2 separate regions of the Mus musculus genome follow, and region 1 is linked to region 2. The links are chromatin loops, found by intact Hi-C in ENCODE. Cell type or tissue: left cerebral cortex. All regions are shown on one strand. Each heading gives the region's core, and the rest is flanking DNA. Links, peaks and the distances in the headings are about the cores only. Region 1 overlaps Prkcb (protein kinase C, beta). Region 2 overlaps Prkcb (protein kinase C, beta).

Region 1 (8,521 bases), core at 404-8,403, 81 kb after region 2:
TTTTGAAATAATGTGTGCTTTGGCTATAAACATTGTTCCAAAAAACCCGAAGGAGCAGATGTGTGTACAGCTGTGGTACCCTGTGGGAGCCTACAGGAGGCTGACTCCTAGATTAAGTCGCCTTCTTGAGAAAGTGACTAGAGCTAGCCCACAAGGGTGAGTTAACCAAGCAAAGAAAGAAATGATAACCTCAGGTGCCTCCATCCTGACTTAGCTAGTTTGTGTAGCAGTCAGGACATGGACTCAACTGCTGTAACAAATACACTACCAGAGGTATACTGGCTCAGACACAATAGAGGTGAATTTTAAGTCATAAATAGTAATGGATGGGTGTTCCTGGCCCTGCCCACCCTTGCCATATGATAAGTAAGGGATAGAATTCTTTCTGCCTTATATGGCTCCATTAGTCCTTCCAACCTATTCTCTACATTCAGAGGGTGGAGGGGGAGGAACAGGAGGAGGAGGAGGCTCAAGCTGCTTTGTTCTGGAACTGACACACTTCACTTCTGCCCACACCGTATCAGAGAGGTTTCGTCTCATGACCACGCCTCAAAGCAAGGGCATCTGGGAGAATAATTCTGGTGGCTAGCAAGTGGTCTCTCACACATCCTGGCTGCTCCTCAGCTCTGGCTGGAATTTTTCACAGTGTCCCAAAAGACCTCCTGACTTTTTCCCTTTAGAGCTCCAAGTTTCTCACACCCCACAAACACAAATACTGGAGTGCCTCTTCCTGGTGACATTTCCTTGTGTTCAAATCATGGGACATGCCAGGTGCTGGAGCTGCCTTCCCTGAGCCCAGCAAAAGCCAGGAATAAATCAAGTAGGATGCAATCAGTGACTTATGAAATTGAAAGAAGCAGCGGGTGCTGGGAAACTGGGCATCCAGGTATCACATCCACAGCTGCTAAAAACAATTCCACCCTGTACTGTGGCTGGGTATGCACCCAAGGCAGAAAGCACCAACCTCCTCTATGGCTGGAGCTTCCTGGAACAGTGCCCAGTAAGTCCAGTGCCTGAATGTCCCCAGACTACAGGAAGGTGCCCTCCAACACTCAGAATTTAGCTGTTATTGTCCAAGGAAGCCGCCGGTACTGATTTCAGCAGCTCAATGTTCACAGCAGAGCAGCACACAGTAGGTGCAATCACAGATTCGATACACCCATTGTGTGTTTATATTAATATGTTCTAGGGGAACCTAGCCGAGAGAGGTAATTTTGTTCTTCTACAATGGCCAGTGTGAGAGCTAAAGTTATGTTTTAAGTTTTAATTACTATGCCTAAGAGAGTCAAACAACAAAAATTCCTCTTGCCTGTAAGCCCCTTGCCCAAGGACAGACACTGCCAGTGCAGGCTCTTGTTTATGTAAGATAACAAGCCACATGCTTTCACTCCTTTAAACAAGTTTGGTTGACCCAAACTGCACCAGATATGCTTGATATGTAGGAGGGAATTATGTAGGCAGGAAATACATCAGGATGTACTCTTGCGCCTGATTGGATGTAGGCAGGAGGTGTGCAGACAGAAGTATGTTGAGGTATATGCTTGGTCCTGATTGGACCTCTTGGGAAATATGTAGCCTTATGGGTATACCTGTATGAACCTCTGCAAAAATGAGACTCACCACCATTTTCTGGAAGCCTAGGAATGGATCTGACAAGAGAGTCCATCCCCCTGGCTAGTATTTAATTAAAGCTTTGGCAGGGTCAACACTAGTATCAGTGATGCAACTGATGAAAATAGCCTTCAAGTCTTAGGCTCACATATAATTTGGCAGCTCGATGGCGACTCTATTTCACAGGACATGAAGTCTTCCACTATGATTCTGGTATGGCAAGTCCCAATCTCCTTTTTTCTCCAGAACTTCTCCATTAGAGGAGGCTCATGTCTCAAGGCTCCTCTGTTCTTTGAGCATCCTTTCGAGGATCTGGTTCTTCCTTTACTGTCTTTTGCATTGGGTAGATATAGAGAATCAAGTAGTTCCTTTGAAACTTGCTGCTCTACTGTAAGTCACTCTGTCTCTGTCCTTTGCAAAGAGGCTCCTCCAACTAAAGAGTACACATGGAGGGACCCATGGCTCCAGGTGCATATGTAGCAGAGGATGGCCTTGTTGGTCATCAATGGGAGGAGAGGACCTTGGTCCTGTGAAGGCTCAATGCCTTAGTGTAGGGGAATAACAGGGCCAGGAAGCAGGAGTGGGTGGGCTGGTGAGCAGGGGGAGGGGGGAGGGGAGGGGGGTTTATGGAGGGGAAACCAGGAAAGGGGATACATTTTGAAAGGGAAATAAAGAAAATATCTAGTAAAAAACAAACCAAAACAAACAAATAAACAAAAAGAACAAAACAAAGAGGCTCCTCCAGTTAGCAGTCTTTGGAAATACCTGTCTTGATTTGTCCATCACTCTGCAGATCTACCACTCAGATTTAGAGGCCATGCTTTTTGTGTTTGTTTGAGACAGGGTCTTTCCACATAACCCTGGCTGTCCTGGAACTCACTATGTAGAGTAGGCTGGTCTTGAACTCACAGAGATCTAATGGCCTCTACCTTTACCTCTGCCTTTGCATCTGCCTCTGCCTCTGCCTCTGCCTCTGCTTCCTGAATACTTGGATTAAAGTTATGTACCCCCACACCCACCCTCTCATCCTTTTGAGAGCAGAGGGCCGATGCAAGGGAGATAATTGTTTGCTTTTATAAGTGTCCCCTGACACCCATAATTAATGATTCGGTTACAAGAGTGGGGAACGGATGTTTATTGAGTACCTACTGTATATCAGGTATTCTTTTGATATATCAGCAATGTTTGTGAACCAAACAGACAGAAGCATTTGCCATTATAGATTTATGTTCTACTGACGATGGTAGTAATTCTGATAGTGGTGGTGTTCTTATCACTTTGAGATCTTATAATGTGCAAGGACCTTATGAGTGCTTTGTTTGGATTAGCACCAGTTGTTCTCTGATGCTACTACTATCACCCCCTTCTTAAAGGTGACAGGACAAAGATAACAGGAGTAACAGGATAAAAGGCTGGAGTAACTTGGTAGAGTCACAGTTGTAAGTGTCACTTACTGTGTCAAATTTGATTTAGAAATGCATGATTTGTGGCTCTTTGGATATGTGGTAGTTTGGATGAAAATGGCCCCCATAGACTCACAGGGAATGGCAATCTTGGGAGGTGTGGCCTTGTTGGATTAGATGTAGCATTCACTAGGGGTAGGCTTTGAGGGTTCAGAAGCTCAAGTCAGGCCCAGAGTTACTCTCTTCCTGCTGCCTGGGCGTCCAATGCAGAACACCCAGCTACCTCCCCAGTACCATGTCTGCCTGCCTGCTGCCACGATTCCTGTCACGATGGCAATGGAGTAAACCTCTGAACCTGTAAGCCAAAGCCCTTGTTAAATGCTATCCTTTGTAAGAGTTGCATGGTCACACTGTCTCTTCACAGCAACAGAAACTCTAAGACAGGATAGAACTTAGGGCCTTGAACATGTTAGGCAAGTGTCCTACTATTGTGCTATGCCCCCAGCCTTGATTTGGGGCTCATAATGGCTTGATTCTGAACTCACACATTCTGGCTTGTCTCAGGGTCTTGGGTGCCAATGTGTTTGAATAGGTTAACAATTTCTCCACTTGCTTTCTCACTTCCCCCTAAGTGCCAGTTTTCTTCCCTTCCTTTCACTGTGAACTGCTGACCTCAGTGTTGGGAGGTCACCCCACCTGTCCCCGGATCACCTACTCGTCCATGAACGAGTGTGCATCAGTGGGATTCTTTGAGTTCCCATGAGCTTGCCTTTTCTCCTATGCCCTCTCCTCTCCTGTGCAGGCTTCAGAACTGTGAGACCCTCCAGATCTCAGAGGCATCTCTAGCAGGAGCAGCTATGCTCAGTTGATTCTTCTTCAGTCTTGACTCCCATTCATTCTTCACTACTGGCCCCGCCCACCTCTGCCCCGCCCCTCCCACCTCCATTCTATTCACACTCCCTTATCATCTCTCACGGTCATTAAACAGATACTAATTGCCATGGAAGAATTGTGCTATGGACTGCCATGCTCTATGTGGTATTAATTGGCAGTGCAATTCTGCAAGTTAGTTTTTATGATAACTCTCTTGTATCTGTGTGGGAATTATAAGTAAAGAAGGCTGGGCGACTTTGCCAAGATGTGATCTTGGAACGCTGTTTGTGGCTTGGAGGAGGTGAATCAGGACTTGCAATCTGGTTTAATGATTCCAGCTGCTTCTTGTAACAGTGTTCTCTGTTTTGGGGTACATACATCTCCCTAAACTTCCCCCTTCCTTCCTCTTCCTCCTTCCTCCTTCCTTTCTTCCTCCTCCTCTTCCTCCTCAGCACAGAGTCCCTCCATGTAGTCCAGGCTACCCTGGAACTGTATACTCCAGGCTACCTTAAAACTTAGATTCCTCCTGTCTCAGCCTCCTGAGTACCAGGACCGCAGGCAGCTGCAGCACTCCTCATTTTGAGATAACATTTCCAAAATGGCTACCAGAGGTTCATAGTGGCATAAGCATATTCTTCCTCTTTCCACGGAAAAGAGCTAAAACTTGAATCTTATGATTGCATTGGTATAAAGACAAATACATTAACATTGCATTTTAGAATATTGACCTCAACCCCACATCCCAGAGTTTCTCCCCCTGTGGTTTTAAAAACACTAAAATACTTTCACAAGCTCCCAAGATGGGTCCTGCTCAAGGCATAGTCAAAGAAGGCAGTCCCGATTTTCACACTAGCCTCTCAGCAGCCAGGCACTCCTCTAGAGTGCTCTGTGGACACAGGGGAACAGTCCAGAGGCAGCATCTTGAGGCAGGTGCAGCTCTGAATTCTGTCAGGAGGAAGTGTCCTGAGGAGATTTAAAGGGGCATTAGTTCCGAGCAGTAATAAAGACCTTCTCTCCTAAAGTCTTTGAGCCCCAGCTGTGGGAGTCGAGCCTAATTTTAATCTCATTAGTGGCATGTATCCACACACACACACACACACACATGCATATGTACATTAGACGTGCTTATATAACCCTGCAGACAAAAGGGCTCCCCTTTCTTCCCCCTCTTTGCTATCTTCCTCTACCATATGTTAAACTGCTTTATCATATGGCTCACAGAGAGCTGAGAGTCGCTGCTACCTGTCCTCCTAATCCTCTTCCAGGGAACCTTTGCTGTCTGATCTTGGCTTCCTGCCGGCTCTGTAGTTCTGTCCCAATTATGGTGTCTTTTCCCTCAGCTCCCAAGCTTCCATATGCAATTCTGACTGCAGTGCAATTCTTGCAGGCTCATCTTTCTAAATCACTTTTCCCCGATTTCCCAGGTCTCTGCTTGACAGACTGACTTGACGCTTCAGTCCTCTGAAGATAGTGGATTGCAAAACAGAATAAGGTCCTTTTTTTCCCTCAACAAAATTAATTACATTGAGGGAAATTATCAGGAACTTCAAGTTTCTAATGCTTCATCTGTTGCAGGTAGATAGTCGGGAGAGGAGAGTAAAGGAAGTGGGGAAAAGGAGAGATGTGTTCCACAGCTGTGCATCCTGAGATACCCAAAGGCAGGGCAAGATGGGTTCTTGACAAGAGCCCAGCAACTATGTCTCTGCCTCAAGGGAACTCACCCGTCACTCTCCATTCAGTACTGTCCTCCACCCTGACTGTGCATCAGTACTGCCTCTTTCAGACTTTTCTGGGTTGAAATCCCAAACCTAGACTATTCTGGAACTCTAAAATGCCAGAAAAGAGAATCTAATGATCTCTTTTCCTGTGCCCAAGAGGAAGAGACAGCCATACAGGCAGAATAATAAGGACATACTTTCTGAGAGCGGGTGTATTTGGTGTGGACAAGGGCTCTAACAAGAGAGTAGGAATAACTAACCTCTCTGGCCCACAGATCAAAGGAAGACTTTCCTTTTGGCCTATATATTCTTTTACACACTGCCTGATTCTTTAAGGGACAATACCACATATTAAATCAGGCCATATTACTGAAGGGCCCTGGGGCTCATGATCAAAAACTCTGCACAGGGTTTAATGATCTAGGCATGGTGGTACATGTCTGAAAAGCCAGATCTCAAGAGATCACAAGTTCAAGGCCACAAAACTCACAAAACTCAAGGGCTAGGAATGTAGCTCTGTAGTTAGGCAATTGCACGGGCATGCCAAGAGTGACGGATTTGATGCTTAACACCACAAAGGTGGGGGTGTGTGTGTGAGAAACAGGAAAATTGGACTCTCAAGTCCAACTATGGAGCTTCCATTTTTCCTCTCCTGCCATGCATGCATCCCTTCATACAACATCAGAGATTCACAGCGATGTTCTAATCTCACATCTTTAACTTTTCCTACAAAAATCATGATAGCAGAAACCAGAGGTCTGCAACCATCTAATACCCAGAGGAGATACTTGAGATAGTCAAATGAGGATGATACATAGGGTTAGAGGAGGCGTGGCTTGCTTCACCTCATCCATCTCCCCCAGTGTTGTGCTGTGCATTGTGTACTGACCACGCAAAGCCCTGTTGCAGAAATCTGTCCTCTACTTCTGAGCCCTGGGAGTGCATGTGAATATTTCTGGTGTTGCTCATTTAATTTGCAGCATGGTCTAATGAGGTAGGGTTATCATTATCTCCAGTTTAGGGATACAGATATAGGGGGCTCCAGCAGTGAGAGACTTGCAGTCATGCAGCAGAGGGAGTGGAGTGAAACCCAGTGACCCTCACAGCATCCATGGTACTCAGTGTGATCCACTCCTGCCCCAGAGAAGCAGCAGGCTCCAGCAGCAGTGGTCTGTCATGTCAACAACACAGCCGTTTTAGGCTAACAAGGCAGATCTGATTATAAAGAAACAGGCTTTCTTTGTGCCACCTAATTGTTTAAATGAATGACAGACCCTTAAGGGTTTCGTCTCATTGTCTTTTGGTAAAAGGCATCAATTACTGGCTTGTTTTCCTGAGAACCATCTACAAAACGGTCAAATTAAACCTGCTTCTATTTTAACCGTCTAGCTTTTGTCAGGCTTAACATACAACTCAAAGAAATAACTAAGCCAGACATGTTGCAAAGTTTATTTATTTATTAGGCATCTCTACTCTCAGTCCTTTCTGTTTCCTTCTTTTTCTTTCTTTCTTAGAAGAACACTTAAGGCTTCTCTTAGCAAATTTCAAGAACACATTCCAGGACTTTGTATGTGGCATACATTAAATCTCTCAAACCTTATAACTGAAGTTGTAAGCGTCTCCCCATCCCCCCACTGCCCGTACCCTCCCCCTGCCCCCATTCGCCAAAGAACCTCTCTCAGCTCCTTTGTAGTTTGAGGATGTTTAGACTCCCTGTAAGAGCCTGTAGTTTTTGTCCTTCTGTGTCTGGCTTGTTTCCCTTAGTGTAAGGTCTTCCAAGTTAACTAACATTTATTTTTAGCTCAAAAGAAACCTTCAGTAACTATTACCGACCCGTGCATTCCTAATAATGTCAGTAATGAGAGGTGATGTAGCCTCGAGGGTAGAGATAATACTTATATATATTTCTACTGTAACTCAGTTAAGCCTTTCATATTAGACCCAATCAAGCATCCTCATGAGGAACACAGGCAACAGTCTCAGGTTTAAGTCTTCTTGTTCATTCTCTACCTTTTTCTTACCGCCAGTGGAAGCTGTCTCTCCCATTCTACAGTGGCCTTTGTTTAATGAATTTGCAGGAGCCAGATATGACCAGGCAGCAAGGACCTCAGTTCTAAACTTCCTTCACATTTTCTAGCTTTGTCTGTCTAGAGGGTAAAAATTCAGCTAGATTAAACCTAAAGCATGACATCACAGCATCGTTTAAAAAGGTTTAGAGGCTGCACAGATAGCAGTCGCTAAAAGTGCTTGCCTTGTAAACTCAACTACGCGAGTTCCATGTCTAGCAATCAGGCAAAAATCTGGGTCTGGGGAAGTACACTTGTAATCTGAGAGATGGAAAGTAGGGACAGGTGGATCCCTGGTGAGCTAGACCAGTCAGAGATCCTGTCTCAAAAAACAAAAAGGTACCAGTATGCCCTTTAATTCTAGCATTCAGGAGGCAGAGGCAAGCAGATCTCTACGATTTATTTTAAGGTCATCCTGACCACACATTGAGTTTCAGACCAGCAAGGGCTACATGGTGAGACTTTGTCTATAATTCCAGCATTCTGGAGACTGAGGCAGAAGGATCACAAGTTTGAGACTGGCCAGGACTGGAGATAGAGAGAGACTGTGTCTCAAAAATAAAGCAAAACAAAGTTTAAAAAAATGTAGAAAGCAAGCATCTCACAGAGAACATCAGCTGGACTTTCTGCAGAGAGGACACTGTGGTGATACTGACAGTCACCGTGTAGCCTCCAGAGGAGCTCACACAGTGTGCCACAGCCCTTCCATGTTTCCTCACATGGACGTCTATATAAGCAGGCCTGCCAAATAAGGATGACGTGTGTTCTTCTAAAGCCAACTAACGAAAACGGACAGTTCCTGCGAATTAACTCCCCAGACAGTCCTCTGGCCTCCACATACATGTTCATG
Region 2 (8,521 bases), core at 77-8,076:
TGGTTTCGAGTCTGGGCTTTAGGGGCAGGCTTCGGTTTGAAAGCTAGATCTCTCACGAGCAAATATTTGCCGGGTGCCTCCTGTGTTCCTCCCCTGCTCTCCTGCAAAAGACTGCAGGCACATTCACGACGCCTTCATTTTTCTCAATGATGAGAGATGAACACAAAATAAACAAGACATGTCCCTAAGACAGCCTGTGAGGAAGTAAAGGAGTGTGATCCGTGGCCTGCCTGTCACTAGCGGAGATGGTGGCATTTGTCTGAGACTACAGTGGCAAGCTTGGAAGAGAGCTTGTTGCAGTTTCCAGAAAAGAACATGACAGGCAGGGGGAACAACAGAGGCAGAGGCCAGGAGAAGAATTGTTACAGAAACTGTTTGGAGTGGGTGTGGCTAAGCCTAGTGATGCAGTGCCCAGCTTTGCCCGGTGCTGTGGTGTGGCTGGGGTGGGATCCTGGACTATTAAAGAGATAGGAAGAGAGCACTGCAGTGGAGACAGTCCAGGAAGCTCTCTGCAGGAGGCAGGATGGGAGTGGGCTAGAGGGCTGGGGGGAGCCATGGCTAATGCTTGCTGCATGCTCGTCTACCATGACAGTTCTGCCAGGCTGCCTTAGGAACTGTGGGGACGAAGGGGTGGTTCCAACTTTAGAATGGCCTTAGGTCTGGGTGGGTTCACTCTGTCTCCTCCAGCATTTGCTGACGACAACGCCAGGTCGCTCGGTGTTGGTGTTGGTCATGCACTTTTCCCATGTATGGTAACCTTTTGAGGTAGTTATTAACATCCACTCCATTTTAGAGACGAGGAAAACAGGGAGAGGGAGGAGAGGGAGAGCCAATGTTTGCAGGACTGTAAGGTAGAAAGGGTTCCTCATCTTCACATCAGCCCGTCCTTCTGCAAAATGATGTCTTCTATGGGTCGAGTCCTGGCCAGGAGGCTGGGTAAATCCCTGGACTGAGAAATAGTTAGGTGGAGGATGCCTTTTCTCACGGAACCTGGAACATTCCAGCAAGTTCTCAGGATCTGCCCCACCCACTCACCATGGGTTAGAGCTCTACTGTTCCAGGTTTCACTCGGGGGCCCGGGATCTGGACTCAAGCTTGCATGGTAAGCACTCCCACACCGACCCATCTCCTTGGGCCCTTCCTGACTGACTCTTCTGTTAACTAAATCTTCTGTCCAGTGACCTTTTAATTCCCTCTTCAGCCTGGCTGATCTGATTGTGCTCCCCTGAGCCAGAAGTCCAGGTCCCTGGGGGCCCAGCAGAGAAAGGCTGAGGTGGAGCCACACCCTGAGGAAATGGTAGTGCTTGCTTGTTTCTGCACCGATCTTTTTGGCATAGTTGGAGAGCTTACAACCTTGCAGCCAAGTCTTTGAGAAAGTGAGACACTAGGCGACTGTTCCTGGCTGCAGTGCTCTCTCTGCCTGACCTGAGAGCTGAGATCTAGGGAGCAGAGACATTCAAAGAGACAGTCTACGCCGATTGCTTCAAACACCGACCTGGTGGTGCATTTGGCCACCATTTCCTGGCCCTTACTAAATATCAGGTGCTTTAAGGAGACCGTCTCACCGAATCCCCACCTCACCTCACATCTCTGAGGATGACCACTCAGTTGTCAGGCACAATGATTGTGGTGTGGCGAGTTCAGCCCCTCGTTCAGAGTCACGAAGCTGTCAAGTGGCCCATCTAGCATACAAGACCCAGGAGTCAGACATGACTCCAGGACTTGAGTCCTCAGCCACTCCCCTGCCCACTTCCCTGGGTGCTCTCAGACATCTTAGCCTTCGAGAACTGAGAACATCAAGAGAGAGAAGGAGGGAGGAAGGGAGAGGGAGAAGAAGAGGAGAAGTGGGAGGAGGAGGAGGAAGAGAGAAGAGGAAGGAGAGAGAGACAGAGACACACAGAGACATAGAGACAGAGATATACACACAGAGACATAGAGAGAGACACACAGAGAGACATAGAAACAGAGAGAGACAGAAAGATACACAGAGAGACAGAGAGAACACTAGCAGGGACTTGTCCCAGCTTCACAATAGTATCCAGAGAAAAAGGTTTTTATGTTAAAATTAAGTGATGCTCACAGGAGACAGTATATCCTGGGAAACACCTTACCACCTTGGGTGATGAACCTTGGAAGACCCTGGGACAGTTCAGAGCCAAGAGCCACTCTGAGTCAATGGAACGGGGTGGAGGTGGGGATACAGTAGAAGTTGAATGTACTGAGGGTAGGGTAGTCTGGAGGAGGGTATTGGAGAAAAAACTATAGCCAAAGTCAACCAGTGAAACCCAGGAACCCAGAAAACCAAGGAACCCAGGAAAGCAAGTGGCTAAGTAGACATTCAGGATACTTTCCTGAAGTGTTTGCTAGCTCCGTTCCTTAGCCTATCCAGGACAGCGTATAGTGACTTGGGATCTCCTACTTCCCACATGAGGCATCTCAGTTCCTTCAGCTTAGTCCGTCCCTAGCCTACAACTTCAAACACTCCTGAGCAGCCAAGTGTCCTTGCCCACATACTGAGCCAGCGCTCTTTCCAGAGAACACTCTAGCTACCAAACATGAAGCCCAGATCAAAAGAAAGCAGTTCAGATTTTACCTAGGACAGAGAGATGACCACCTTCCACATTCTAGATCAGCTTTTACAGACTGAAGCCCACTGTGTAAAACTAGCTCTTATAAATCACAACACACACACACACACACACACACACACACACACACACATGGGTATGAGTCTATAGGATGGTTTTTGTGGAAGGAAATAGGTGAGGTCAGAGAAATAGGGTTAAGATTGGCTGGAGTGAATCATTTCAGTGAGCTGAACTACAGACAGCATGAATCTGGGAGAGCAGGACCTGAAAATGAGGCAGACTGTCTCATGCAACAGCTAACTTTATTCAGAGCAATAAACAATTCATATTCCGAGGGTTAAAAAGTAAAGTACACAGCCCCAAGGATAGGCTGCACATGGCACAAACACATTGTCCCGTGCAGGCAATCATAACAGCTGAAGTAAACTCACTCCTAACTGCCACACCTGGAGGAACATGAAAACATGTGCCAGGAAAAATTCTGTGTTTTGAAGAGCCCGAGGTCACAAGACTCAGGTCTTGTGTTCTTTGAGTTTTCTTACAAGTGCTCAGAAATCTCACACAACTCCATCCTCAGACTGCATTATGACATTGGAGTATAGAGATTGTCCCTCAACTGGGTGGTGGTGGTGGTGTTTAGATGGCTTGATTTTCATAGGAAGGGTATGCATTTTCAGGTCAGTATTTTATTATAGGAATGACAAGCCCTGGAAAGGGCAGTTTCTCCAGTACCAGCAAGGTCTCAAGATGTCAGAGGCTCTGAAATACAGTAAAGGTATTGTTAATCTAACAGATGTAAGGAAGAAATTCACCAATCCAAATGATGGCCAGATTAAAGCAATGTACACAGATTATTTGTGTACATATAAAGAGCCAAAATGGTGACTATCTTTCCTATGGTGTCCCTGTGACACCAGCCCTGAGCCAATTTCTTAAGTCCTTTTCATAGGGCAAAACCATAGGGTGGGGATTTGCATGTAGGTATGATTACAGGAGTGAGACCGGGCAGTTGAGGAAAATGGGTCGCGAAACAATGGAATGGAACATTTCTAAGAGCACGTACCTCCAAGGGCTTGGTCTCTGGTTCACTCTATGACTGGGGTAAGGCGCAGCCCAGCTCCAAGAAACAGAAATTTACATTTTATAGTGAACAGAAACCTAACTTAGCTATAGACTCAAAACCTCTCCTAGGAACAAAATGGAGCTGACCTGTTTGCTCAGTATGATTTGTAGAAACAATTTTTATTGGTTCATAAAATAACAATAGAGTTTAAAAACACACAGCCCAGTATTTATGACCTGATGATGCCAGCAATGTCCCCTGTCCCACCCTAGTTCCACCCCTGAGTAGTCATTTTTAAAGATTAATTCATATTATTTATTTTATTATTGCATGTTTTAATTTATGCATATGATGCATAAATTTATAAATTTATGCCAGCCTAAGTGTATGTGTATGTGTACCATGTGCATGCAGTACCTGAGGAAGCCAGAAGAGGGCACTAGATCCTCTGGAACTGGAGTAACAGATGGTTGTGAGTCTGTATGTGGGTGCTGGGAACCAAACACTGGTCTTCTGGAGAAACAGCCAACACTTTTTAACTACTGAGCTGTTATCTCTCCAACCCCACAGAACAGTCTTCTTAAACTTGGACTTGCATCAGAGTCACTCCCAGAGTTTCTGATCAGCAGGTGTAAGCTGCAGCTAGCTGAGTTTGAGCACATCAGATTCCATCAGGGACTGGCATGTCACTCTATCCCATGGGAAAACACTCAGAAGATCACTGCTCTTTGGATGAGTCCCTCTGTAAACACTCCCCCCGCCCCTGCCCCCGGCACTTAAACACTGTATGTTTTAATGACTGGCTCTGTTCCTGTTTGTGTTTCTCTTTGTCTCTCCAACATATCTACAGCACAGATTTGCTAATATGTTTAGCTCCGCCACTGGATAAAAGTTCTCACTGAGTGGGCTGCAGAGATGGCTCAGAGGTTAAGAGCCCTGTCTGCTTTTTCAGAGGCCCTGAGCTCAATTCCCAGCAACCACCCTGGTGGCTCACAGTCAGATCTATATTGGGATCTGATGCCCTCTTCTGGCAGGCAGGCATATTTGCAGATAGAGCACTCATATATATTAAATAAATACATCTTTTTAAAAAGTTCTCACTGAACATTTTCTCGGTCTTGGACACTGACTTAGTCCCTGGGAATTTGTCCTGTCCGCATGAGGACAGGAAGTTACATTCTAGTACACAACTTGACAGTCAGTTTTGTTGTTATTGTTGTTGCTGACAGACACTCAGCTGTGCCATTGTAATACCACAGTAGCTGCAGGCAGTGTGCGAAGGGATGGGTGTGGCTTTGTGTGGCCGACAGAACTTTGCTTATTGACATAGGTGGTGGGTCAGGTCATGTTATAGACTGAGGGTCTCTGTTGTAGAGAATAAAGCAGAGGCACTAAGCAGAATACAGACAGCCTTCTGGTGTCCTTGGGTCCCCCATCCAGACCCAAGCAACCTTTTCTGAAACTGTTTATGAGAAGTTGCACCTGGACAGAGCATGTGCAGATTCTTTTCTAGACATTATTGTCCAGATAATGTAGCCCAGCAGTTACATGGCATCTATACTGCACTGGATAGTGTAAGTAATATAGAGATGGTCTTAAAGTATGGAGGAGGATTTGAGCTGGGTATAGTGGTGCATACTACTGTATTCCCAGACCTCAGGAAGCTGAGGCAGGGGGATTGTAAGCTCTGGGACACCCTGGACTATGGACCCAATCTAAAAAAATTTTTTTTTGCTAAGTATAATAAATGGGAGAACATGCATTAATTATATGCAAACACTGTAGCCTTTTAATATAAAGGACTTGAGTGTCCATGGACTTGAGTATCCATGGGACTCCTGAATCCAAATGGTCTCACAGATACAGACTGAAAAACTAGATGTTAAGTACTACACAGAGAAAGCCGGATCTGGAAAGGAGGGTGAGGAGAACTTGCAGTTTTAGCTGAGGTCTGATGAGTGAGCTACAAGATGGGGACTTTTGATTGAAGGCTTGCAGGAAGTGAAGGAGGAAGACAGGTGGTTCCCTGGAGGGAGGTAGAGGCACAGCACCTAGGAAAGCCACAGCATGGATGCTCTTGGCTCCTGGACCACTGTGTGTGCCTGCATGCCCGAGGCACAGCAGGACGCTGTGTTATATTAACTGGTACAGCCAAGAGAGCAAAGCCCAGCAGAATGCTTCGTCATCTGCTATAAAGATTGCTCTTTTTCTCCGAGTACAATAAGAGTCTCTGGTAGGTCCTACAACTCCTTGAAGGTGTGTAATTATCATTCGATTTTTTTTTCTCCTCAATGACAGCCAGCGTCGTCTCTTGACTTTCCACTAGGCAGAAGCAGCAGGCATGGAGCATGTGCAGTATCGTTTAACCTCCAAGGGGCCAATACACTTCCCCATTGTATAGATGAGGACAGGAAAGTTAGAAGGTTTAGTAAGGGGAAGCAAGAAGGCTTGGCAAGTAAAATGTTTGTGCGTCGGTATGAGAACTGAGCTCTGCCGCTCCGTGGTGCTGCAGGCCTGCAATCTCCTTGCTGGGAAGGCAGAGACAGGAGAATTGCTGGGGTTGCAGGCCAGCCAGTCTAACCAGGCTGATGAACCCTAGGTGAGAGTTCGGAGTAAGAGACCCTACCTATAATCACACACCACACACACACACACACACACACACACACACACACACACACACACTGGTGAGCAGGCGTGGTGTCAGAGGTTAAACGACTTGGTCAAGGTTACAGAGCTAGCACTTGTTATCTGGGATTCGACCTCCTGTCTGTCTTAATACAGAGACCTTAACACTTAATTATACTGTTGGACAGTGTTTTAATTCTTTAGGGATAGTGGAGACCCTGTGGCTTTTGGACCATAAAATTAAAAACTCTTTGCCAAGCTTGGGTGCGTGCATATCAATCAAGCCGAAATGAGGACTGCTCTGCGAACTGGGGAAGAAGGCTTCTTTTTTTCCGGAGAGCTCAGACCAAGCCACTGACAGCTCATTTACGTGATTCGGCTGCAGTTTGACAATCATAGTACAAGACTTGCATACAATTAGTCTGATGGTTCTTACACAGTCTCTTGGAAAAAAGAAAAGCCTTTGGAATTTTCCCTCTGTTTGGCCTTCTGCATGATGTAACCACGGCTTTATTTAGTTGGTTGTCTACCCCGGAATAGTGTGGTCTGCTGCCTTCTGCATCACTGTGGGCTGATTGAGGTCTTGTTTTCCTGGAGGGCAGATGCTGTTGCGCAGACCTGCTCTGTGGCTCTCCTCCCGCAGGATCATTCAAGCGAGCAGAACACGAAGGCAGAATTTCTTCTGTGCATGACAATGATTGCTCCAAGAGTAAGCTGGAGTCCTGTTAAATATGCAATGCAAATGGATTGTAAATGAGAAGTCTCCTCCGCAAGGGTCGGGAGGTCTGAACTCTGGGGGCCTCTCCATCCCTTCTTATCACCTGGCTCATGAACCTGACACCCCTTTTACAATCATCTTTTCTGGCCACCCAAGAGCTCCTAATGAGGGCAGAAGCTGCCTGCTCGTGTAACCCTTTCAGACACCTGGTGATTGGAAACTGGAGAGACAGCAAGCTTTCGATGCTCTGTCAGATGCCCTGAGTTATCATCAGCTGCCTGCTGGGCTTTGAGAAGGGCTGGGAAGGCGGTGAGAAGGCTGGGTAGCGGACTGCTATTGTCTGTGCCTCCTCCTCCCACTCTGAGCTGCGTGAGGCAGCCAGGGATGGCTGGATTTGGGCTCTCACGCAGCTGCCTTCTCTGACCCTCGCTGGGTGCCTGCCTCAGCTCAGAGAATCAGTCTCTGCAGGGATTTGGGATGAGAGCTAAGAGCCTGCTCCCCGGGTTGAAGATCAATGAGCCTTTGATTTTGTTTCTTCTTCCAGTCTAGCCCACTGTCTTTGCCTATAGCTTAAGAAACCCCAATCTAAGAGGCCTTTCAAATTGAAAAGTGAACTGGTCTGTAGGAAATTGTGGTTAGTAGAAAAAGACAAGTCATCAAAGATCCAGCTGTCTCCAAGGACACCCCGTGCCATCTTTTCCCTTCTTTCTTTGAATTTTTCTTTCTTCGTTTTTCCACCCTGCCTGGTGCTGAGGCTGGAACTCAGCGCCTTGTGTGAGTCAAGGCAAGCCCTTACCACTGGAGCTACCCCCAGCCTCAGCTTATTTCTTTGTTTTGTAGAGGCAGACACTTGACAGCTGTCAACCTGTAGGTAGCAGAGGAAGCCTAGAGTGGACAAAGTCCCGAGTGAGTGTGTTGTTGACATGGGCAACCCTCAGCAAGGACCCCAAGGCACTGGACCCATGGAAAATTGGCAAAGCCATTTACCCACATGGACCAGGCTCAAAAGGGCAACAAAGCTCTCTTCTGGGTCTGAGTGTTTACAGATGATTGGTCAGTGTGTGCAAAGACTAGCAACTGTAGCTTCCTCTTCCTCATCCCTAATGCTTACAGTCTGAGACTGCTCACTTACAGAGACTTATTACTGAGATCAGCGAACCCTGATCCCTGTGCTGTCCCTAATGAACACACCAGCGATCTAGGTTGCTAGAGGTCGTAGGTGCCTTACAAAGAGCATACTCCCACCTGAAGGGGGGTGAGGGGAGAGCATGTATGTCCTTTCAAGACTCAATGCATATGGGGACCAGCATGTATATATAGCACAGTCTGTACTAGGCACAGTGCTTAGTTCTTTTTAGTACTGATATGTTTTTCTCTTTGTTTATAGTTGGGGAAACTGATACTCAGAGGACTTTACTGACTGAGGCACACAGACAGACATGGACCTGGAGAGGGAGCTGAGAGTTCTAGATCTGGATTGCAGGCAGCTAGAGGAGAGAGTGATACTAGGCCAGGCATGAGTGT

Evidence for each region. Hi-C counts contacts between places; a loop is a spot of excess contacts. Peaks named below come from ENCODE experiments on the same cell type or tissue, not always from the same donor. Only the 100,000 strongest peaks of a DNase experiment are listed, where the experiment ranks them.
Region 1: a loop joins it to region 2, with 2.8 times the contacts of the local background. A loop is called at or near these places in 4 of 42 quality-filtered maps.

Annotation. Positions count from the first base shown.
Region 1 is chr7:122,551,822-122,560,342 of GRCm38, forward strand. The region is part of intron 9 of Prkcb (protein kinase C, beta); the gene reads left to right. Among named protein-coding and RNA genes, the nearest start is that of Cacng3, 120 kb to the right of the region's middle. In left cerebral cortex, for the core only: no CTCF peak of the experiment used is centred there; DNase peaks (open chromatin) are centred at 823, 5,007, 5,176 and 6,181.
Region 2 is chr7:122,471,159-122,479,679 of GRCm38, forward strand. The region is part of intron 5 of Prkcb (protein kinase C, beta); the gene reads left to right. Among named protein-coding and RNA genes, the nearest start is that of Gm51497, 180 kb to the left of the region's middle. In left cerebral cortex, for the core only: CTCF peaks have their summits at 4,083 (motif pointing right), 4,678 (motif pointing left) and 6,153; DNase peaks (open chromatin) are centred at 6,143, 6,853 and 7,288; H3K27ac peaks cover 443 bases.